Linked DNA regions of Homo sapiens: regions 1 and 2 are each linked to region 3. Evidence: read pairs that join two places in POLR2A ChIA-PET (ENCODE). Cell type or tissue: CD4-positive, alpha-beta T cell. All regions are shown on one strand.

Region 1 (8,000 bases), 590 kb before region 3:
ATTCCTGCATGGTGACTACAGACTGGAGTTGAGTAGCCGTGGTGCACATTAAAAGGGACTGGGGCTTGCAGCACTCCATGGTCCTCACCACTCCCTATTGGCTAGTGTTCAGTTTATCTTGGTCATGTGCTTCCATGCAAGGCATCTAAGGATACATGAGCCTGTGCTCCTATTGCAAATTCTTCAAAAGCACATGGAGACTTCTTCCAGAATAGCTATAAAAATCTGTATCTATTTCTCAGTCTCTTTTCAGGCATGAATACTTAACGTTAGGGAAAATATCACTTTTTTTCTTAACTGTTTAATAACTACTCTTGCAATAGTGACACTAATGATTTTTCAGTAGGGATGCAAACATTTTTGCAACAATATATGTTAAGTAAAATTCTGTGAGTCTGTCTGGGAACAGATCAACTCATGCACTTTTTATAATGTTGAACATCTTACAACTTTTCTTTCAATAGGAGCAAACTTCCAAACTTTAGGCTCGTAAGTGAATGAAGTGGCAATGGAACTGGTTATAAGTTAAGCATTTTGAGTGCACACATGTACGTGTGTGTGTCACAAAAAAGAAAAGAATGAAGGATCATCTAACTATTAAATACATTCCATCTCACCCTGCTCTGTGTTAAACTTGATGCCTTTAAAGCTAAGATTCTTCTCTTGGGATTATTTCTTGAGTATACAGGAAAGGCAGGTGAAATGCTATTAACCCAATGGGCTTATCTTATCTTAAATTTCATAGATTTCTCAAAACAGAGAAGAAAAAGTGAGGTCACCAAACACATCAGCTAGAGGAAAGAAAATCTAGCCAGAGAATAACCAGAAAGAGCCAGTACTTGGAGAGAGGGGCTATATACACAAAGGTTTGTTCTACTTTATACTTCAAGATGTCACAGTCACTCCAGAAATTTTAACACCGAGTACCTCTCCAGGGCCTTGCCTAGGACAGATCGAGAATGATCCAAGTGTGAATTTATTCAGCTTCTCATCACCACATGACACAGGACACGCTGCATGCAGGATTTACAGAGAATCTCCAAAGAATTTCCTGTTAATAAAACCAATGTGTCTACTGCCTGGGGACAGCAGTGGTAAGACCTTAGACCCTTCACCTCCCATTCCTCTAGGCCACCATTTCTCCTCTGGAACAGGAAGAGTTCAGATGGCAGGACATCTACACGTTTTCTCCAGCTTCAACATTTTATATTTCTAAATAGTTCAGCTCAAACCTGGCTTATTTGTTTATTTATTTATTTATTTACTTTTGAGACAGAGTCTCTCTCTGTTGCCCAGGCTGGAGTGCACGGTGTGATCTTGGCTCACGGCAATCTCTGCCTCCCAGGTTCAAGCGATTCTCCTGGCTCAGCCTCCCAAGTAGCTAGGTACAGGTGTGCACCACCACACCTGGCTAATTTTTTTTGTATTTTTAGTAGAGACAGGGTTTCACCGTGTTGCCCAGGCTGGTCTCGAACTCCTGACCTCACTGATCCTCTGGCCTCGGCCTCCCAAAGTGCTGGGATTACAAGTGTGAGCCACCAGGCCCGGCTTAAACCTGGCTTCTTATATGTAGTGCAGTTAAGGGAAGAGGTTCAAAGTTCAGGATGACTCCCACGATTCTATTATATCACTTACTGGCTGTTTGGTCTTAGATGAATTTCCTCCTGTCTCTCTTAGTTTGCTCATCTGTAAAATGGGAATAATGATGGTATCTACCTCCACTAAATCAGAAGATTCATGTACAGCCCATATTGCCTATCTTATAGTAAACACTGAAAGTTGGCTATTATTATTTTTATTATTATATTGAACCACTCAGATTAAACCTGAGGGTCTGACTTTTGGTAGCATCTTGATGTCTTTTATGGCATGTGATGTCACACGGACGCCCACACATTTCTTTTGTGTGCACCTAGGACACCATTTAAAAAGAACTTCCCTGAGCTCATAAGCAGCAGGATGGTGTGGCTTCCTCTTCCAGCATTTATACACCTTGTTTTATGCTTTTCCCGGCAGGTCTGGACTGCTAAGCGTAAATGCCTTTTCTCTGTTTTTGTTCTTCTGGGTATAAAATTAAAAAGACAGGAAGAGGTGGCGGGGCAACGCCTGCATGGGGTCAAGGCAAGTCAAACTCTGACCCTTCTGGTCTTTCGCACATGGTCAACTGCTGTATCATCTTACGTCTTGGCCATCAGGAAGCTTGACCGATTTCAGCTTCACTAGGGAATCAGTTTGTCTTCACTATCAGAATACTCTGCAAAATCATCCAACACAATGAATTACAGCTAAAATAAGTAGGACTGAGCAATGTGTGTTTTCCTATTTGTATTTCTGGATGAAATTTGTATTTCTGGATGAAATTTGTATTTCATCCAGAAACCCTTAAATATTCTGTATGAAATATGTTTAAAGTTGGGGCAGGTATTTAATTGGAGGGGGGGAGTGGGTGCGTGTTCCATGCTCAGGCAACAGTCAGCCCACAGATATTATACTAGAAAAAGAAAGAACAAAACAACTCCTCTATAGGGTTTCGCCTGCTTTCATTTGGCAGTGATGAAAACAGGGCATCGAATATGAACTCCCCTGAACTTTCCACAGACACTGAAGCTTCTAGAACAGGATGCATACTGTCCATGTGGTATGAGTGTGCACAGCTTACGGAAAGAAATAATTAAAAAAAAAAAGAAAAAGAAAAAAAAGAAGGAAAGAGAAGGAAAGAAAGAATTGCTTGTGCAGCCAGGAAATATTTTGCTATGGACAGCACATCCCAGGTCCCCAAGATGAAATATTAATGTACAATTTGTTTATCTGTGGGCTCGCATCTTTCCAGCACTGAGCTGTTAATTTTCTATCAGCACAGACAACGGATCAGTCAGTCATGAACTCTTCACAGCCATTACCCGGAGACATTTTGATTAAGTATGCCTAATGTAGTGGATAGGGAAGAATGAAAACACTCTGCCTGCCAACTAGTGATTGACCATTAAGCCACTGATGAATGTGCCTGTCAGAGAGGAGACAATTACCTCAACAATGAAGAAACTCTTCTGGAAGGCTTATTTCTCCATAGGGCTGACACATTTTACCAGATTACAGGCGTGCCAGTTTGAAAGCGTGTAAGCCGATCACTAAGGAATCTTCTCAAAAGTTCACAGAGGGAAGGAGTAAAAAGAAGGGCCACAATTTTCTCAGGCCTGCTCATACCTCGAGCTTCCAAAATAAGATCCTGAGCTGTCCAGCGCTTGCGAGGAAGGTGCACTGACTTAATATTTAGGAAAAAATTTCACACACACACACACACACACACACACACACACACACACACCATCCCTGGAGAAAAACAGGAGGCTGATGAAATAAAATAGAACCCCAGGTAGACAGGCAGGATGTTTCTCCCCACAATGAAGGACAGTACCTGGACGGTGAACTAAATTTCATACTGGAAGTGCTTAGAAAAAGAATTTAGTTTTGACATTTTGTTATCTCTTAAGCTCGAGGCAGCTTTATTAGATAATGTATTTGTCCTTTAGTGTGTCTCTTATTATGTCTACAACGTAGAAGCACAATTTAGAGCTGTCCATTACATTATGAAGTCATTGGTTAGCAACTGGGAAGGAATCCCAGCTGTTCTCTCAAGTCCTAAGGTTTATGAAGCCTCATAATCAATAGGCCCTGGGAATGCAAGGTGATGGCCATTTCTTCAGAACATGAAGACTTAGGAATTAAAAAACTGAGATAACTGCTCACAGATAAACTTCTATTGATTTATTAATACACACGTCGTACCTGGAGAATGTGATAAAACTTATGTTCTTTAAAGCTTGCCCGTAGGTCCCAAATACTGTACTGGACATCCTTATACTAAACATTCTTTTATATTATCTGAAATTCAAATTTAACTGTGCATCCTGTTCTTTTTTATAAATTTATTTTTTATAAATAAAAATATTTATTTTCTTTTTTATAAATTTATTTTATTGCTAATTCTGGCAACATCACTTAAGAGGTAACATCAAAAGGTGGGTAAAAGCATAAGATTTCAAGCCAGAGAATGGAGGCTGTGGTTTGGGGCAGACCATGACCTCTCCTTGAGCCTTGGTTTATTTTTCAGGGTAATGGAAAGAATAATCATGCCAGCTTATTTGTTAGGAAGATGAAAAAAAGATAATGTATGACAGTTTCTTTCATTTTGTATTATTTTTAGATTGTGATTGGCTGATGGACGCTCCACAAAGTATGAAATTTACTCAGAGTTAAACCAGAAGGGTCGACAGCACGGGCTTGGAAGTCAGGTACCCCTGGCTAGGTAGATCAGCCTGGCCTCTAAGCAGCTGCAGAAGCTTGGCCGAGTCACCTGACTTCACTGTGTGCCTCTTTGTCATTTCTAACATGGATACCATTATGTCTCTTTACTGGGGTGAGAATTAAAATGCAAAAATTCACCCAAAGCCTGTGTGGCACAGAGTAAGTGTCCAATAAGTTCCGGCTCTCACTTGTACTACAATGAAGTGATGTGAGTTAAGGTGACAAAAGCAACCTTAGATTTTCCTCCCTGGGTTGGTTGTGTGCCTCACAATAGAGCCTGGTGAGTGTTGACAACTTCCGTTTTCTTTTTATACTTCCTTTAAGCCTTGATAAAAAGGTCACAATGATGTTCTTTAGTCCGTTCTCCATCAAAGCAGTGAAATATCATCCAAGCAGCTCAGGAACTCCGTTCTAGACAAGCCTTCTCAAAACCACAGCTATGCCACTATCAAACAATGATACTCTGTTTATGAAACTCAATAGGGAAGACATACGTAACGTTAAACCTTCCTGAAATGTCACACACTTTTAAACAAGTGTTTTAGTTGTGCATGTTTTACCTCTTTTCTTTCAAAATGAAACAGAAGACGAGGTGGGGCTTTATTTAGTCTGGGGCAAAAGAAAAAGTTTCATCCAGCAGAGTTTAGCTCCCCTGTCAGATGATAAATGAGACAGGTGATTTTTTCGCTTCCTTATTCTTGAAAAAGCTAGCAATGGTGAGAAACAATCATCTTTAGGTCTGAGTGAAGCAAGGGGTCTTCCTTTCTCCTATTTTCCTTTCATCCTCTACCTAGCATTATTTCTTCTCGAATGTGTTTTTAACACTAGTTGTTCAAACAGGTCATGAATCCTTTCTCCTTCCTTGATATACATTTTGACTGTTGCCAGAAACTACCTTTGATGTGTTCCTGTAGAGAATAACACAGGCTTTCCTGTTTGTCTCAGAGCTGCTGAACTGAAGCTTCAACTACAGAGAACAAAACCATCTGCATTTAAAAAAATATCAGCACCCCCTCCCAAACACACACACACACACACACACACACACACACACACACACACACACACACGCACATGAACGCACACACAACATTGTCATTGTAAACCCAGACCGGGTCTCTCTGGGGTTCATAGAGTTCCTGTTGTGCCTCTCTTGGTTGTTTTAATGTGAGTTTTCATCACGCTACTCCTCATCTCTGCTATCTGTGTCTTAAAATAGCAACAGTCATTATCAGATGGCTGTCCCCCTCTTCCACTCCTGGCTGAACTAGAGAGCCTCTCAGATTTCCCCACCAAACCTCTGAATCCATCTGAGGTTTGCTCATCTGTCTTTCTAAGTCAGCAGAAGGAAAAACACAGGAAGACTGTGCCTTGAGCTATAACGAACCCTGGACATCCCCCAGCTTGTGTCAGTATCTCCCGAGGAAACTTTTCATGGAATCAGAGCGCTGGAAGAGACCTCAAGAGATCAAAAAGTCCTGAAAAACAAGGGTTCTAAGAAACTGAGAATCACAGAATATTAAAAATGCAAAAAGCTTCCGTCATCTCATCTCCTATCTTTCTCATCCAGGTGAAATTGTTTCCATTATTTTGACTTTTCCCTATTCATCCCACTTTCTGATCCTATAACAGTGTTTATCCCATTTCTATAACTTGCATGATTTCTGTTTTATCTCCATACTGCCTGTATTATTATTTTTTAAAAATTGATTTCAAAAAGATTCATTTTTTTCTTTACATTGGATTGAGCAGTAACATCCATGAAATCAGTTTTAATATATTAGTTTTACTTTCCCCTTCTATTACACAGCAAATGAAACCATAATTATTTTAAAAATTCATGCTTCTACCACCTAAAACAATCACTCATATGACTGTCCTACACATACAACAAGTTGGAAAAAAATACACTAGGGCAGAAGCCAGCAAACTTTTCCAATAAAGGACCAAATAGTAAATTTGAGCTTTGCAGGCCAAGAGACAAAATTTAAGATATTATATAGGTACTTATATAACCTAAGAAAACTAATTTTCACATTTCCTCCCAATCATTAAAAAATGTAAAAACCATTCTAACCCATAGGTCATACAAAAACAGGTGGCGTTTAGCTCACAGGTCACAGTTTGTCAACCCCTGCTTGAAACATATATCTGATACTTACTTGAACCTTCTCTGAAATGTCTATAATGGTGAGTGAGACAGAAAAAGACTCATTGGACGTCTGCGAAGATGAACTATTTGGACATCATAAGTGTTTAGCATAACACCAGGCACAAACAACATTACTCAATAAATATTAGCTGTTGTTTTCATTACCATCATCATCGTCACCATCTTCTTCTCTCTTAGTGGGGTTGGTTAACCACTGAGTATGTGGCTTGGCACACAGTAGGCACTCAGTGAAAGCTAGATGGTGTTATTATTTCACATGGTTGGGGTATACAGCATCTCAACCATTTGAGCACATCAGACTTAACTGTAGGATTTTTTAAAAACACACATGCTGGTTTTCCACCCCCAGAAATCCCAGTTTGCCCAAGGAAAAGCTGAGCACATGACTTTTTTTTGAAAGCTCTAGAGGCGATTCTGATGATTCCAGTCACAAACCAGTGGCTGATAGAGGGAGGAAAATCTGGGCAACAGGGTAGGAAATCCCAATCTCTAGACTGGCCGTTTGCTCTGCTCAGTTTTATGGTCACATACGACACCAGCTGGTGCTTAGCCCACTTTGGAAATGTTGGATTCCATCTGTCAGTCAGTCATCAACCGATGCTAACTGAGGAGACCTATCGCACACTGGCCCTTGAGCCAAGTGCTCAGATACAAAAATGAAGGAGGCAAAGGCTCTATGGTTTATAGCCCCCTTCCCTCACCTTCCCTCCCTTTGCCACCCTTTGTTTTTCTTCTTAGCCCCTTTTTAACCACATGGCATCTTAAGTATATATGTTGCTTCTGTCCCCTGAGAGCAGGGTCCTGATGGATCTTACTCATTACTGCTGCTACAGAACAGTGCTTGGCACCCAGGTGGTGTGCTTAATAAAGATCTGTGTTAAGGAGGTGAATCGGGAACTCTGTGCATCTTGGAGAACCACTCTGATTCCAACCCAAGGGAGAGCATGAGGCCTCAGACTCATGGGTCTTGGAATGTGGCAGTGAAGAGTGGAATGTGGCAGTGAAGAGTAGAACGTGGTTTTCAGCTCTGCCATCATTTTGCTAGTCTGAAATCACTGCTGTAAGTTTCAGTTTATTCATTTATAAAATTTATAAAATGTTGTGAGGATTAAGTGGTATAATGCTGAATGTGTGGAAAGTGCTTAAAAATAGTAGTTCGGTTGAGTTGATTTTCTCATCACCTGGAATTGAATAAACAGAAAACAGTTCTAGAAATGTTTTGAACATTCCTGAAGAGATAAACTAAGTAGCCAGCAATACGCCTACAATATTCCTAATTATATGTCCTGAGAGCACGCATCTGTTCACTGAACAAATATTTATTGAGCTTCTACATGTACTGGACACTATGGTGGGGTCCCAGCAGGTGGGAGTCATAAAACTGGACATGGTTCCTGCCCTCATGGAACTGTGTGCAGAGGCGATAGACAGAAATTAACTAAACCAAGAATCATAGAATTGTAACCCTGAAAAGAGCAAGGCAGTGAGGTATATGGTGCTTTCAGGCCTGTACTGGCGAGGG
Region 2 (8,000 bases), 560 kb before region 3:
AATCTTCAGCATCCAAACTCTTAAGCCTCAGAGAAGATTTTCATTGTCAAGAAGTTTCCCGGAGCCCCTGCTCCCTTACAGAGTTTCCACTAAACTCTCTGTCACTTGTAATCTGCTGATTAGGGTTAACGTATTGTGTCCTGATATGGCAGATTAAAAATGAAATCAATAAATGCCTAAAACAAATGGGCTTTTGAGATGTCCTATTCAGTCTGAGTCTTTAAGGGTGAGGTGAGAGGTGGAAGAAGGAAATCAAGACGGGGGTGGGAAAAGGACCACTTAAGCAATCAATTTCCGTCCAAAATGTTGTGTGGACCAAGCGATTTCAAGGAATCTATCCTTCCTTTTTCAGATATCTGCCTTAAGTAACAAGAATGGCCAAAAGAGTTTGTGCTGCTAAGACCCTTTGGACTTTATTGTGTCCATGCGTGTGTGTGTGTGTGTGTGTGTGTGTGTGTGTGTGTGTGTGTGTGTGTATTTTTCCATTCATTTGTTAAAAACATACTTTTGGGCAAGTGAAGGAATCCATCGCGTGAGATATTTAAATATTCAAGATGTGAACTTGTCTTTCTGAAGGATGTTTAAACAAAGTGAGGGAGGAAGGGTCCCAAATCTACCCGATTCCTAGTCTCTTGAAAGCTGTCCCACTTGACAGTAAATTAAAGGTAAACTTCGCCCTGAGCTGCCTGCCCCCTCCCTCCATCCTGTTGGTTGAGATTTCTGGGACCTCACCGGTTAATTCAGAGTCATCACTATCAAGAGGTGGAAAAGAGATCTCTGAGGTCATTTCTGCTCTGTTGCAGTGTTCAGAGTTGTCCCTGTTGACTATGTTTCCCATGTAAATAACCTGTGTTATTAAGGTGCAAATTGCAACTTTTAAGTAATGATTGCTAATAGTCTAATGTTTACTGCCACACAAGGACATTCATGAAAACAAAATCTGCATTATTCATCTCCATATTAAATAAACAAAATAAATTGAGGGAGCTGTTCTTTCTTGCAAGACTCTTCAGATCTGGGTGATCAGAAAGCCTTTAAGAGTCAGCAAGAGGGAAACATCTAATTGCTTTGGGTGGGCAGGGGCAGAATCCTATAACTTACATATATAAAAGATATATTCACAAGATGTGCTCACAAAAGATTGTGTGTTCTATTGCAATTGGCTGTCATTAATATAAAAGCAGTTCAGTATGGTGAAATAAAATACGTATTATTTATGTGCGCGCACAGAGGCTGAGATAGGCTGTAGAAAATCAAGAGTTAGATTCTAAGTCTACAATTTTAAATTTTTAACCACTCTGCATCCTGCAAAATGCAAACAAATCAAAACACCGTTCTGTTTTACTTTCCTGCCATTTTCTCTATCTCCCTTGAAATGCATAGAAGGGGAAAATGCTGGTACTGAATCCTGCAATATTTTCAGGTAATAGTGGATGTATTTTAATGGTGAGTGAAATATACATCCAAGGAAGCAAGCATGCACACACAACACAAACCCCTGGGGTACTGTAGGCTGCTTTCTCAACTTTTTTTTTCTTGCCCTAAGTAATAGTATGGTGGAATAGCATAGCTTAAGAAAGCCAGGAAGAATGACATTTCAGAGGGAAATACTCTGATTTAGCTGTTTCCTTAAAGAGAATTGTCCCCTCACATCCCTTCCCCCTGAAGGGGGAGGAACATAACAAATAAAGACTAAAATTCCTCATCACTTACAATATCATCTTGTTTATTCTGTTTAGATACCTGCTTTAGTAGAAAGTTCTGTAATTGATTCCTTGAAACATGGAACTTATAACTAATAATACAAAGGAATCAAATTGCCTGGAACAGTTCTTGGGAAAAAGAGCGCTCCGGGAGAGCCTCAGCTCGGATCCACTCACAGGCTTTTTCTATCTCCCATTATTCATTAATCAAGCTAGAAATCAAGCTTTCAACATCAGTCCTTGGGTGTAATTACTTACAGTTGTGCATTGTGTTTAATTTTAAGCAGTGATAAAAGTTAGTATGGCCATAATCTTAGAACCCACCTTCTCCCCTTCCCTGGATGTTAACTGACTACAGAACCCCAAAGTGGCTAACTTTACTTGTGAATAACCACTTCAGCTGAAATAGAGTAGGGCATTGATGACCTTAGATGAACAGAAGAAACACTGCATGAAAAACTGTCTCCTCTATTAATATGTGAGCAAATAAATAAGGTAAGAGGGCCCTCACTGTGTACGAAATGAATCATCCTTTTTCAGCTTAAAAAGGGTTTCCGCTTCTGGTGAAAATAATAAGAATCATACAAAACAAACATACAAAGACAGTAGGAATATAATAGGCCAGAAAACTGAAACTATAGTTACAAGTTTCTAACACACACACACACACACCCCCACACACCCACACACACCAATAAACTAGCCAGCACCAACAGACACAGCTTAATGAAAAGGACCTGATTTAAATAATGTGATACAGTGTTATGTTACGTACACCTGGATCCTTATCGATCGTAGGATAATTATAATCAAAGTCGAGCAATTCTGAGCAATGCACTTTTTGTAATGAGCTTACTAAAGGAGACATGTCCAGTCATTCTGGTAATTTAAATTACTGCCTAGTTGTTGATAGTCTTTACCGGAACAACCAGAAAAAAAAAAAGAGTAATTTTCAGGGCAGTATCACTTCTTGCTGGACCGTAGCCCAGGGTTCTCTTTCGGGACAACAATAAGGACGTTATCTCTAATAATGTAGCTACACTTAAACTTATGTTGCCAGAACTAGATGCAGCAGGCTCACTGTTCCTGGGTCTCAAAGGCCATTGAACACATCCACACGCTGTCAGATTGCAAAGCAGCCTAAGTTTTAGGAAATCAGTGAGTTAAATGCAGAAAGAGACAACGGTAGGAAAGAGACATTGTTTTCCAAAGAAGTAACTAGAGTTGAAAAAAGAAAACCTCACTGATGAGGCAAGTTCCAAATACGTACCTCACTAAAAATATTTTAATTATTTTGCTTTTAGGGAAACGATCAGAAAATATATGAATCCACGCTTTATCAATATTTCTGCATGCCACTTGAACCAACTTACAAATAGGGAAGCAATTCTGTGCTCAGAAGGAATGATAATTGTGGATATTTTGAAACACTCAGGCGAGGAAGGAGGATGAGCTTGGTGGTTCAACACATTCAGACAAGGGATGCCCACTCTCCTCAGATTCCTAACTAACTTTGGATTTGTTCTAAGGGTGACTTTGCAAAGTTTATGAAAGTGTTCCACCAAACTTCTCCCTATGTTTTGCTAGAGTTGGAACAGAATGAAATGTGGAGGTGGGTCTGCAGAAGACCAGTCTTACCTAATGTTGCCTAAATCAAGAGGGTAAAGACAGAGAGAGAGGAAAAAACAACTAAACTTAAGCTTTTTGCGAAAGCCCTGATTCAACTAAAGGACACAAAGAAATAAAAACGCCCACATTAAAAGCCAAACAAGATAATAATTGTGCATGTCTGGCTCTGAATATAGAGGGCAAGGTTTGCGTCACTGGCACTCTGAGTTACCATGGTGAGTGATTTATTGATATATATCAAGAATGAATAGATCAAAGGCAGCGAGATGACAGGTGATCAATCAAATGTCAAATCAAAACTAGCAATCAAGTGGAAAGCTGATTTTTCAGTGGGTGGGTCTGGCAGAAGAAAAATGAACTTTCATATTACATTTCCGAGAAACAAAACCCCAGCATACTATTAAAAAAGCAATTAAGCAACCCAAAAGAAAAAAAAACTTTAGAAGGTCTATTGTACTGATCCATTAACCTGTTCTTATCTTTTTTAGGGGGCAGTAAGGATTCAGATGGGATAGTTTTTACAGTACGAATCATTTCACAAAGTTTGCAACTCTCTAGGCAAAGAAAATCCAGAGCTGTTTAAATTTCTATGGGGAATTTCCCCCCTACAACCCTTTTTGGTTTTTTTAAAGAATAGGGAAATTGTTAATTACATTTCCAAATATGGATCCTTTTAGAAAATATATGCAAAGAGTCATCCATTTCCTGGGGGCATTTTGTCCACCTTGGTGATCAACGCTAAACTCCTATTGCTGGCCCCAAAGCCTGCCTGCAGCCCGAGTGTTAGGTATGCCTCACACTTCAGCGCCCCAAGCCCCAGTGAGAGGAGACGCTATCCCTGGAGGCCAAAAGCCACTGGCACTGACCACGCAGAGGGATGCAGGGGTGGAGGGGCTGTCTCCCTACTCCGCACCCCAAATCCTCAATCCGACTTTGGCCCGAGAGGCAAGAAACAGACTGGAAGAAAGTTAGGGGTGGGGTAGAGGGTGGAGGAAAGAAAGTTTAAGGAGGAAAGGCTTGGTGGGATAGCTCACCCCAACCCAACCGGAGCTTGGAAGGGGAGGATTTGGGAGACCAGAGAAGGCGAGAGAGGACGGGGTTATTAGAAGGGCACCCGGCGCAAACTCCCCCGAAAGCTTAAGTGGGTGGTGCCCCCGGGCACCCAGGGGCAAGGAGGGCGGGCGAGGAGCTCGGCGCACAGGGCAGCCCCGAAGCGGAGCCGTTTCTCTTACCTGCCGCCCGCTTGGGTGCCTGCTGTTTTCTCCTCGGCATCCTCTACTTCGCTCCAGTCCCACTTCTGGCGCCCCAGCCCCGAGCCGCGCGCTGGGGCCCGCTGTCTCTCTGGCCTCTCTGGGTCTCCTCCGCCTCTTGCCCGGTGGCTCCTAGGACGTCACTCGGCCTCTGTCCCCCTGACGATCCCCCCTGCAACTCCTCCACCACGGGCCAGAGACCCCCCTCTCTGGGTGGCAGACACGGGTGGCTTGTGCCGGCTGCTTTGAAGTAGAGGTTGGTTCTGCCTTGTTTGTTTGTTTGTTTATTTTGAATTTTTTTTCCTCTCTCTTTTTTGTTTTTGCTTTTGGAATTTTTTTGGTTTTGTTTTTGCGGTTTTTTTTTTTTTTGGTGACTGTTGAGACACTTGATTTCTTTATTAAACATCCAAGCCCGGGTTCGGATGGAAGGGACGAGGGGCGCACACGCGCCACAGGCACACTCGCGCGTAAAGATAAGGAAAAAAAAAAGGCAATCCTGGGAAGGTAGTGGGTTTCTTCTTTTTCTTCTTCTTCCTTCTCCTCTTTCCCTCCTCCTCCTCCTCCTCCACCTCCTCCTCCACCTCCTCCTTCTTTTCTTCCTCCTCCTCCTCCTCCTCCTCGCCGATCTCTATGGCGGATTCGTGCCGGGGGGAGAGCGATCACTCACTGTAGGTTTGTGGCTGCTGTCAGATCCCCGTCTGTGAGTGATATGCGAGAGGACAGGAGCGGGTTTTGGAAAGACAGAAAATCTGGAATTCACTCACTCACACACACACACAGACACACACACAGACACTCACACACGCACTCACACGCGCACGCACCCCCGCTTCCTCGCACACACACACTCACACCCCCCACATATGCACACACACACAAACACACACACACACCCTCGCACACACACACAAGACAGGGCGAGGCGATGCCAGCAAACATCGATCCCGCTGAACAAACTGAACATTAACAAACTCCTCCTCCTCCTCCTCTCCCCGCGACCTGATGACAGGGAGAAATTTACTCCCCAGCCGCAGAGCGCCAGGCAGCGGGAGCCTATTAAAGGGACAGCGTCCCGCAGGGGAGAGGGGCTGGGGGCGGGGGCCCCGGCGCGCCGGCCCAGGCCCCTCTGTGCGCCCTCTCCGCCGGGGCGAGGGCGTGCCCACCGGGCGCGGGGACACCCCTCCGGGAGGCGGAAGGGGCGGGGGCGGGAGGAAAGGAGGTGAGGAGGGAAGGGGTGCGGGAGAAAAGGAGGCAGTGTGATGATGGCTGAACTCTGAAGCTGGGAGGCTGTGGAGGGAGATTCAGGGGGGCCAGGTTGGCTGACCAGCAGGGACCATGCACAATCTTAGGAGAGGGAGAACTTAGGTTTGCTCGGGGCTGGGAAGGGGGAGGGGACCTTATCCAGTGAGGATCTCCATCCTGTAAGTCTTAACCTGCCCCCACCAAAATGTGCTCCCCACGACCCCTTCAATTTAGTGCCCCTGTCCCTCCCACTTTCTCGCTAATCAATGGGTGGTCACAAAAACAAAAATCTCCCTTCTGTCTACTTTAAGGTCTAATCATATACTCCTCTTTTTGTTTCCTTTGAAGAATGTTTATTGAGCATCTACTATGTGCCTATTCTGGAGACACAGAGGCCACAGAGAAAGGGAAGGTGGTGGCCATGTTGGTATTTATATTCTAATGGGGGAGTGCAGACAAGTGCCCCCCAGCTATCCAATCTTTGCTTAAATGTCCCCTTTTCCCAAAGGTCTACCTCACCTAAAATACACACACACACACACACACACACTCCCTGCCCCATTTCTCCATTTTGTTATTCCCCAGTGAGCTGATCAGTGAGTGTCACACAGGTTATAGACAGTTTTCTATTCTGTTGATTGTACAAGTTCCCCTCTTGAATGTAAGCTCCAATGGAAGGAAGGATTTTTGCCTCTTTGTTCTCTTATATCCCCAAGTGCTGGCAAAGCACAAGACATATAATAAGTGCCCAGTAAAATATTTGTTGAATGAATGAAAAGTAAGCAAGCAAATAAACAGGATACTTTGAGTGATTCGCTCCATGAAGACGTTAAGCTGAGTGCTGTAATAGTGTCTAAAAGGGGGTGGGTGGCTCTAGATTCAATGTAGGATATGGCATTTGAGCACAGAGAGATTGAAACAAACATGTGATTATTGAGTTCTGCTATCGGCCAGGCACCTTTTGAGGTGTTGGGGGCAAGTCTGTGAACAAGGTGAACCTAGACCATGCCCTCAAGGAGTGCTCCTTCCAGTGAGAGGGCAAAGCAACTGAGGGCATTTGATGCAGGCTGGGACTAGAGGTGTTTTTTTTTGCTTTATTATTTTTTTTATTTCAATAGCTTTAGGGGTAAAAGTGGTTTTCGGTTACATGGATGAATTGCATAGTGGTGAAGTCTGGGATTTCAGTGCACCCGTCACCCGAGTAGTGTACATCGTACCCAATAGGTAGTTTTTCAGTCCTCACCCCCTTCCCATACTCCTCGCTTCTGAGTTGCCAATGTCCATGATATCTTTCCATATGCCTTTGCATACCCATGCATTAGCTCCCACTTATAACCAAGAACGTGTGGTATTTGGTTTTTGATCCTGAGTTACTTCACCTAGAATAACGGCCTCCAGCTCTATCCAAGTTGCTGTGAAAGACATTATTTTGTTCTTTACTATGGCTGAGTAGTATTCCACGGTGTATATATATGTGTGTATATACACACAAACACACATATATATACACAAATACACATATATAGATATATATACCACATTTTCTTTATACAATAATCAGTTGATGGGCACTTATGTTGATTTCATATCTTTGCAATTGTGCTGCAATGAATATACGCCTGCAGGTGTCTTTTTGACATAATGACTTTTTTTCCTTTGGGTAGATACCCAGTAGTGGGGTTGCTGGATCAAATGGTAGATCTACTTTTAATTCCTTGAGAAATCTCCATACTGTTCTCCATAGAGATTGTACTAATTTACATTCACACCAGCAGTGGGTATAAAAGTTCCCTTTTCCCCACATCCACACCAATATCTGTTGTTTTTTGACTTTTTAATAATGGCCATTCTGGCTAGGGTAAGGTGCTATCTCACTGCAGTTTTAATTTGCATTTACCCTGTGATTATTGATGTTCAGCATTTTTTCATTATGTTTGTTGGCCATTTGTCTGTCTCCTTTTGAGAAATGTCTATTCACGTCATTTGTCCACTTTTTAATGAGATTATTTTTTTTTTTTTCTTGCTGATTTGTTTGAGTTCCTTGTAGATTCTGGATATTAGTCCTTTGTCAGATGCATAGTTTGCAAATATTTTCACCCATTCTGTAGGTTGTCTGTTTGCTCTGATGATTGTTTCTTTTACTGGGTAGAATTTTTTTAGTTTAATTAGGCTCCAT
Region 3 (8,000 bases):
GCTGGGCATGGTGGCAGGTGCCTGTAGTCCCAGCTACTTGGGAGGCTGAGGCAGGAGAATGGCGTGAACCCGGGAGGCGGAGCTTACAGTGAGCCAAGATTGCGCCACTGCACTCTAGCCTGGGCGACAGAGCAAGACTCCGTCTCAAAAAAAAAAAAAAAAAAAAAAAGAGCCTTGCTCTGTCTCTAGTTTCTTCTCTTACCGTGTAATCTCTTTGCACACACCTGCTCCCCTTCCTCTTTCCACCATGAGTGGAAGCAGTAAGAGTCTTCATCAGATGCAGTTGCCCAATCTTGAAGCTTCCAGTCACCAGAATTGTGTGCCAAATAAACCTCTTTTCTTTATAAATTACCCAGCTTCAGATATTCTATTATAGCAACACTAAACCACTTGTGTGCATATTATCTACGGCTGTTTTGTGCTACAGTGGCAGAGCTGAACAGATGCAAGCCTAAAACAGATACTCTCTGGCCCTATACAGAAAAATGTTGTGACTCCTATGATAGAGTATAAAATCATGGATTTCAAAATCCAGTTTTCAGGAGTTGAAGGTTTCACATAGGCGACTTAACCTTCAATTTTTTAAAACTAGGTCTAAGCCCTCTTAAAATTGTGAAGAGCAAATATGTACTCTCAAATATGTTGTAAATCATCCTGTAACGCCACTGAGGTCACTATCATTCTAATTTGAACAGTCAGACTAAGAGGATTTTGTGCAGACTTTGGAATAAACCCTTCAAATAACGTTGGGAATATATTTAAAGTACCTGTAAAAGCATCATGGTTTATGAAGCCTGTAACTCTGCCCTGATCTTTCTCAAATGTTCTGGGCTGCACATGTCCACTCCCATAAATTCATGCAAGCAAATGCACAGGCACAAAACATGCAAGACATCAGCACCTAAATGGCAGGTGAAGAACAGATGTATCTGCTCAGAGTGGGCACAAGAGAACAAATAACAGGATGTTCAGAGAGAATATTGTTACCAGTTGAGTTATGGCTAACATATTTGTCCATTTTCTTAGTCCATTTTCTGTTGCTATAACAGAATACTACAGAGTGGGTGATTTATAAAGAATAGAAGTCTATATGGCTTATGTTTCTGGAGGCTGGGAAGTGTAAGAGCACATCACTGGCATCTAGTGAGGCCCTTCTTACTGTGTCATAACATGGTGGAGGGCATCACACAGCAAGAGGGCAAGAGTATGTCAACTCAGGTCTCTCTTCCTCTTCTTATAAAGCTACTAGTCCTCTCAATGGGGCCCCACCCTGATAACCTCATCTAATCCTGATTACCATCCAAAGGCCCTGCCTCCAAATACTATCAACATAAATTTGGGGATTAGGTTTCCAACGCATGAACTTCTGGGAGACAGATTCAAACCATAGCAGTGCTCATTACACCAACAACAACTCAATGAGATAAACATTATTTTTATTTATTTATTTATTTATTTATTTATTTATTTATTTATTTTGGAGACGAGGGTCTCGCTCTGTCGCCCAGGCTGGAGTGCAGTGGTGCAATCTCGGCTCACTGCAACCTCCACCACCCAGGTTCAAGTGATTCTCCTGTCTCAGCCTCCTGAGTAACGGGGATTACAGGCGCATACCATAACGCCCGGCTAGTTTTTTGTATTTTAGTAGAGACGGGGTTTCACCATGTTGCCCAGGCCGGTCTCGAACTGCTGAGCTCAGGCAATCTGCCCACCTCAGCCTCCCAAAGTGCTAGGATTACAGGCGTGAGCCACCGTGCCTGGCCAACATTATTATAATCTCCATTTTACATGAAAGAAAACCAAGGTTTAAAGAGGTTATGTAACTTGCCCAATGTCTCACAGCTGTTAAGTGGTAAAGCCAGGGTTTGAACAGGCAGTCTAGCACCAAAGCAATCCTCTAACTCAAGTGTCAACAACAAATGTTTTTTTAAATGGTCGCCAGATAGTATTTTCACCTTTGCAGGCCACACAGTCTCTGTTACAAATATTCAATTCTGCTGTTGTAGGGAAAAGCAGTCATAGATGATATCTAAATAAATGAGTGTGGATGTGTTCTAATAAAACTTTACTGACAAAAACAGGTGGCTGGCTGGATTTGGCCCACTGGCTGTGGTTTGCCTACTTGTGCTCTAACCACTAATGTAGACTGTTTCTAATAATGTCTATCAGGTGACTGAAATATGTCTGAGCACACAATAGGAGTGGAATAAATAATCATTAATATTATTGACTACCATTATGAAAATAAGAACAATTGCATGCCTTTGATTGCACTAAACAGTCAACTCAAGCTGTCTTTATTTTTTTTTTTTTTATAGCTACATTCATTTCTGAGCTGAAAGGCTTCTTCATGTAATTTCATCTTGCCGCCATCCAAGAGGGGGATGCTACAACACAATCCTCCTCTCCGATGGGATTTTAGTCAATCACATCTACAATACAGCTTGACCTCTGCTTTCAACTGGGGCAGGCGTGGACGCTGGGGATGGCTCCTGGGTCACAGCACAGCAAGCTGCTGCCATGCTCAAGGCAGTAATCAGCTCACGGATTTCAGCCCAACTCCTGGGGGCTGGAGATGCCAAAATGTGCCCCAAACTACCTGTCAGCAATTAGGAGCCCAGGAAACAGGGACTAGGCTTGCCTGATGGGAAGACATTTAAAGCATCAGAAAGGCTGACAATCCTCACGTAAGGGTGGGCCTGGTGTGGGGGTGGCAAAAGGGCGACTCATAAACCACCAAATGACAGAGTCCAAATTGCTCCATAATGATGATGCGATGCATCCCTTGACACCAGGGATGAAGTCGGACCACATGTAACAGAAGCCAACAGAAATTGAGAAAAGCTCGGTGTCAGATGAAAAGCAGTGATCAGTCTCGACAGGATCTGTTCTACTCCATTTTACCCGGTGCACGTTCTGGAAGCAAACACCCGCCAGCAGTGTATTCTTTTTCCCCCAAAGTTCAACGGGTGAGATGTGAACACAGGCAGTAAAAAGCCCTGAATGTCTGTGGCTTGTAGGGGTCGTAATTCTTTCTCACAAAGTTACCTTTCCTGTTTCTATGAATTACTCTTACATTCTTGTAAGAGATATGGTTTGAGGTATTTATGGTGCATTCAATTCAGCTATCATTGATTTATTGAACGAAACCAGCTCGGGGATATGATGGAAAGGCCCCAATTCCAAAAACTCTTACATCTCCGCACGAAGAGCATTTTCTGCCCTGTTGGCCTCCTGCAGATGACCAGCCGAGATAAACAGAGGGCACCCACTCTCTGTTGCAATGTGCATGGTGATGTGAAGGAATCAATCAGACAAAAGCAGATTATTACAGTGTCTGCGAGAGATCAAACAGTGCTGGCATTCGCACCCACACACGCCTGATTTACAGGCGAGCTGATAAAGTGCTGCAGCTCACTGTCAGGAGAACATGACAACTCCTTGAGCTTGTGGATAAATTATTGCTGAAGCCCATGATAACATTTCTCCACCTAGCAACCAAACATAACAGGATGTGGCTTTTAGTACGAGGAGCCAAATGATACAAAGACAAGACGCCCAGGAGCTCTCAGAGCTCTGAAGGCACATTCTAAGATGCAATTGTGAAATCGCAGCCTCGTGAAAACACATGTGAAATCTATTTTGTAATTAATAACCATGCAGAGGATACCCAGACCTTTCCTATCCATGCAGATGCAAAGAAGAATGTGCCCTCTTTTATGATGAATATTGCTGGAGCCAAAAGTTATCTCCCTCTGAGCTCTGTGCCTGGGACTGTGCTGCTTTATGTGAATCCAAGTGGGGCCCCAAAGTGTGGAACCTGTCCTGTATACCTGCTGATAAGTGCAGTCAACTTGGAGTCAGCTGGGCCCATAGAATAAAACAACATTGAATCCCACAGTGAGAAAAATTGCCCCCTTTCTGGTTCTTTATTGACTTTCCCAATAACATCAAGGAGGGCTGCAGTGTGGCACTAGTATGTCTCAAACACCCTCTAAAAGTGAAAAATGTATTTTTTAAACAAAGAAAGGGAGACTGTGTCTAGCTAGAATTTGTAAAAACCAACATTGTTTAGCTTTCACAATTTTCATTCAAGTCACCATCTTTTCCATGTGACATTGTTTTCCAACTAATGGAGGTGATATCCAGTGTCTGTTTAAAACAAATTTACTTGAGACATGAACCGTATGAGGGCAGGAACTTTTGCCCTATTTGTAAACTGCTAGACCCTCGAAACCTCAACAGTTTCTAGAAAATAGACTGTCAATAAATATTTATCTAATGAAATTTATTAAACGAAAATATCAAGTAAGTGATAGTAGAAATGGTGCCAACGTAGCAGGATTTGTGATGAGCGCACAAGATGAGATAGAAACATAGCAAAATACGTGAAAGTGGTACTCAAACAATTAGTGTTGACGAATGGGACAAATGCTCCTTTGATGTTCTTTGTAAGCCTATGAGGCAGGAACTATTATTTACTTTTCAGGTAAGGAAAATGATACTCAAAGATATTAGGTAACTCATTCAGAACCACAAGCCTCTATGTGGCCGAATATGAATTCAGCCTGAGCACCTAGTCTTAGAGGTAAGCTCTGAGGTGCTCCATTCAACTTCTTCCCTCTCACCTAAAGAACTACATTGTGAAGTATCTGCTATTGCCCCCTCTTCACATGAAAGAAAACTGACTTTAATGAACCTGCCCAACATCATGCGGTGATCACGGGCTGGGATTCAAACCCAGGACTGCTTGGCTGACGGCTTCCACTAGGCTATTCTGTCCTCAAAGAAACTTGCCCCAAATGATCATACAAGCAGCTAGAAATTAGATTTTAACTGGTATCTAATTAAAACTCTGGGTCACACCTACCTTGAGTGCTCTAAATGTGTTCCAGAGAACAGAAACATCATTTGATCAATAAAACAGAAAATTAGCTCAGCACCTAAATGCATTTGAGACACTGCTTATAATTGCCAAGAACAGTGGCCAAAGGTAAAAGCAACTTCAGTCATGCTTGTTTTACAAACACACAAATAGCCACTGGTACAAAAGGGAAAACTTAGTCCTTTCCTTACCTTTTATCTGCAGGTACCAAGATAAGCAGCTATTATTGGTAATGAGGAAGGAACCATGCTACAGCTCCTTGGGAGGGGAAAAACGAGCAAAGGAACTAAGAATCCCATTAAAGTATAATCTTCAATTTTAAAAAAGCATGACTCTCCTACAAATATACAATGAATACATGTCAAAAATTTTATTTAATTCATTAATTAATGAAGAAACAAACATAATGGTAAGGTTGGTTAAAAGGAGAAATTGAGGAATGAGGATTTATATCGTAAGTTGGCCAAAAGGATGCAGAAATAAATGTGCTAACAGAGTCAAAACTGGGTAATGTTGTATAGGGTCACTAAACTATCACCAAGAGGAGTTATTTTTCTCCAAGACAGAAAACATAGTTAACATACAACTTAAAGTATCTGGTTCTAACCAAATAGCAAATTGCAGCTAAACACAGGTGCATTCTTCTATATAATCAATCTTGGGTGAATTTTTTCAACACTCACACTGAAAGGACATGGACTCATTCTCAGCTTTATTTGCAAGTTTTGGATAATTTTTTAAATCATTTCATCAAGTTTTCACTATTATTTCTGCTGTCTTTGTGTGTATAGGAATGTAGTGCCCCACTAAAATTCTGATTCAATAGATTTGCAATGGGGCCTCAGAAAGTGTATTTTAAGAAGCTCCCAATGTGATTCTATTGCTGATAGTCTATAATCATATTAAGAAATAACCAGTTAAGGCCAGGCGCAGTGGCTCATGCCTGTAATCCCAGCACTTTGGGAGGCCGAGGAGGGTGGATGACGAGGTCAAGAGATTGAGACCATCCTAGCCAACACAGTGAAACCCCATCTCTACTAAAAATACAAAAAAATTGGCCAGGCATGGTGACATGTGCCTGTAGTCCCAGCTACTCAGGAGGCTGAGGCAGGAGAATTGCTTGAACCCAGGAGGCAGAGGTTGCAGTAAGCTGAGATCGTGCCACTGCACTCCAGCCTGGGAGACAGAGCAAGATTCCATCTCAAAAAAAAAAAAAGAAAAAAGAAAGAAAGGAAGAACCAGTTAAAGTGATTTAAATTATAACTTTTGGCAAGTGACTCAATGAAAGATGCTTTCATTTGCAAGAAATGAAAACTTAGACAAACTGGTTTCAAGAAGGAAAAAACTTTAACATCATAAAGATAAGAGGTAATGGGGGCTCTGGGGTAGTAGATTCAGTAGCTTAGGGATGTCTATATTAGCGAGGTAGACTCCGCCCTCCCTCTACATCTTCCTGGAGCTATTGGCAAGATGGCTGTAGCAACTGCATGTGTCACTTCCTGGCCCAATATATAGGGAAAGAAGGGAGACTTCCTCTTACTGTGCAGTCTCTCTTCGCAACACTTTCCCAGAAAACCCCAATCCCAGTAGATCTCCCTCCACAACTCATTAGCCAGGATTTACCAAGTGGTCATTCCCCCAAGCCAGTCACTGGCAAGGGGAATCTGAATGGGAATTCTTGACACCAATCAGGGTGTACTGAAAAACTGGAGTGGGGTTGGCTTCCCTTGAGGCAACTGAGCTAATGTGGAAGGCATGGACATCTGAACAAAATTAGCATTGTTTTAGAAGGGAAGTAGAGGTGGGTGTGGGGAGGAAATTAGTCCAGTAACTGACAGAGTCCAGAATTAGTGTATTTTTAAAAAAAAAAAGTTACAAGCATGATCTTAAAATTAGGTTGCATCTCAGATGTGTGGACAACAGCAAAGACATGGAATCAACCTAAATGCCCATCAGTGGTAGACTGGATAAAGACAACGTAGTACATATACATCATGGAATACTACATAGCCATAAAAAGAACAAGATCATGTCCTTTGCAACAACATAGATGGTGCTGGAGGCCATCATCCTAAGCGAACTAATGCAGGAACAGAAAACCAAATCCTGCATGTTCACACTTACAAGTCAGAGCTAAACACTGAGTACACGTGTACACACAGAAGGGAACAACAGACACTAGGGCCTACTTGAAGGTGGAGGGTGGGAGGAGGGAGAGGATCAAATAACTACCTATTGGGTACTATGCTATTACCTGGGTGATGAAATAATCTGTACACCAAACTTCCATGACATGCAATGTACCTATATGACAAACCTGCACATGTACCCTTGAATCTAAAAGTTAAAAAAAAAAAAAAGAAGAAGAAGACGTGTGGGCAATTACCGTGATGCAATAGAAACCTCCAAGAAAACTGCCAGGCAAGCTAACCCAGAGGTCACAGAATACAATGGTTCACAGGCCAAAGTAAGATGCTCGAATCACAGTTTAATAATTCAATTCAGAGCATATATCAAGAAACAAGGAGAAAACAACAAAAATAACCCAATTTAAAAATGGATCGAGGACATGAATAGACAATTCTCCAAAGATACAGAAATGGCCAATAAGCATAGGAAAACATGTTCCACATCATTAATCATAAGAGGAACGCAAATCAAAATCACCTTGAGACATCACCTCACATCCATTAGGATGGTCACTGTCAAAAGAACAGAACATAAGTGTTGGCGATGTTGCAGAGAAACTGAAACCCTTGTGCATTGTGAGTGGAAATGGAAAATGGTGTAGTCATCATGGAGAACAGTAAAGAGGTTCCTCAAAAAATTAAAAACAGAATTACCATATGATCCAGTAATCCCACTTCTGGTGATATACTCAAAAGAATTCAAAACAGGATCTTGAAAAGATATTTGTACACCCATGTTCACTGCAGCAGTATTCACAATAGCCAAGAAATGGAAGCAACCCAAATGTCCATCAATAGATGAATAAAGAAAATGTGCTATATACATACAATGGAATATTATGCAACCTTAAATATGAAGGAAATCCAGTCACATGCTGCAACATGGATGAAACTCAAGGACATTATTCTAAATGAAATCCCAGTCA

The links. ChIA-PET counts read pairs that join two places held together with the same protein. Peaks named below come from ENCODE experiments on the same cell type or tissue, not always from the same donor. Only the 100,000 strongest peaks of a DNase experiment are listed, where the experiment ranks them.
Region 1: POLR2A ChIA-PET joins it to region 3 with 24 read pairs; 4 of 35 experiments call an interaction of 5 or more read pairs at or near these places.
Region 2: POLR2A ChIA-PET joins it to region 3 with 12 read pairs; 4 of 35 experiments call an interaction of 5 or more read pairs at or near these places.

What each region holds. Positions count from the first base shown.
Region 1 is chr20:52,998,581-53,006,580 of GRCh38, reverse strand. The region is part of intron 1 of TSHZ2 (teashirt zinc finger homeobox 2); the gene reads right to left. Among named protein-coding and RNA genes, the nearest start is that of TSHZ2, 30 kb to the right of the region's middle. In CD4-positive, alpha-beta T cell, no CTCF peak of the experiment used is centred here; DNase peaks (open chromatin) are centred at 4,660 and 5,380; H3K4me3 peaks cover 1,729 bases; H3K27ac peaks cover 4,073 bases.
Region 2 is chr20:52,969,898-52,977,897 of GRCh38, reverse strand. TSHZ2 (teashirt zinc finger homeobox 2) reads right to left here and starts at 5,540. Exons shown (of 3, transcript NM_173485.6): 1 at 4,565-5,540. The coding sequence starts at 4,604. In CD4-positive, alpha-beta T cell, no CTCF peak of the experiment used is centred here; DNase peaks (open chromatin) are centred at 3,537, 4,077, 4,617, 5,517 and 1 weaker place; H3K4me3 peaks cover 5,412 bases; H3K27ac peaks cover 4,706 bases; H3K27me3 peaks cover 532 bases.
Region 3 is chr20:52,405,847-52,413,846 of GRCh38, reverse strand. All of the region lies in intron 4 of LOC105372666 (a long non-coding RNA gene), which reads right to left. Among named protein-coding and RNA genes, the nearest start is that of LINC01524, 210 kb to the left of the region's middle. In CD4-positive, alpha-beta T cell, no CTCF peak of the experiment used is centred here; a DNase peak (open chromatin) is centred at 3,476; H3K4me3 peaks cover 558 bases; H3K27ac peaks cover 4,575 bases.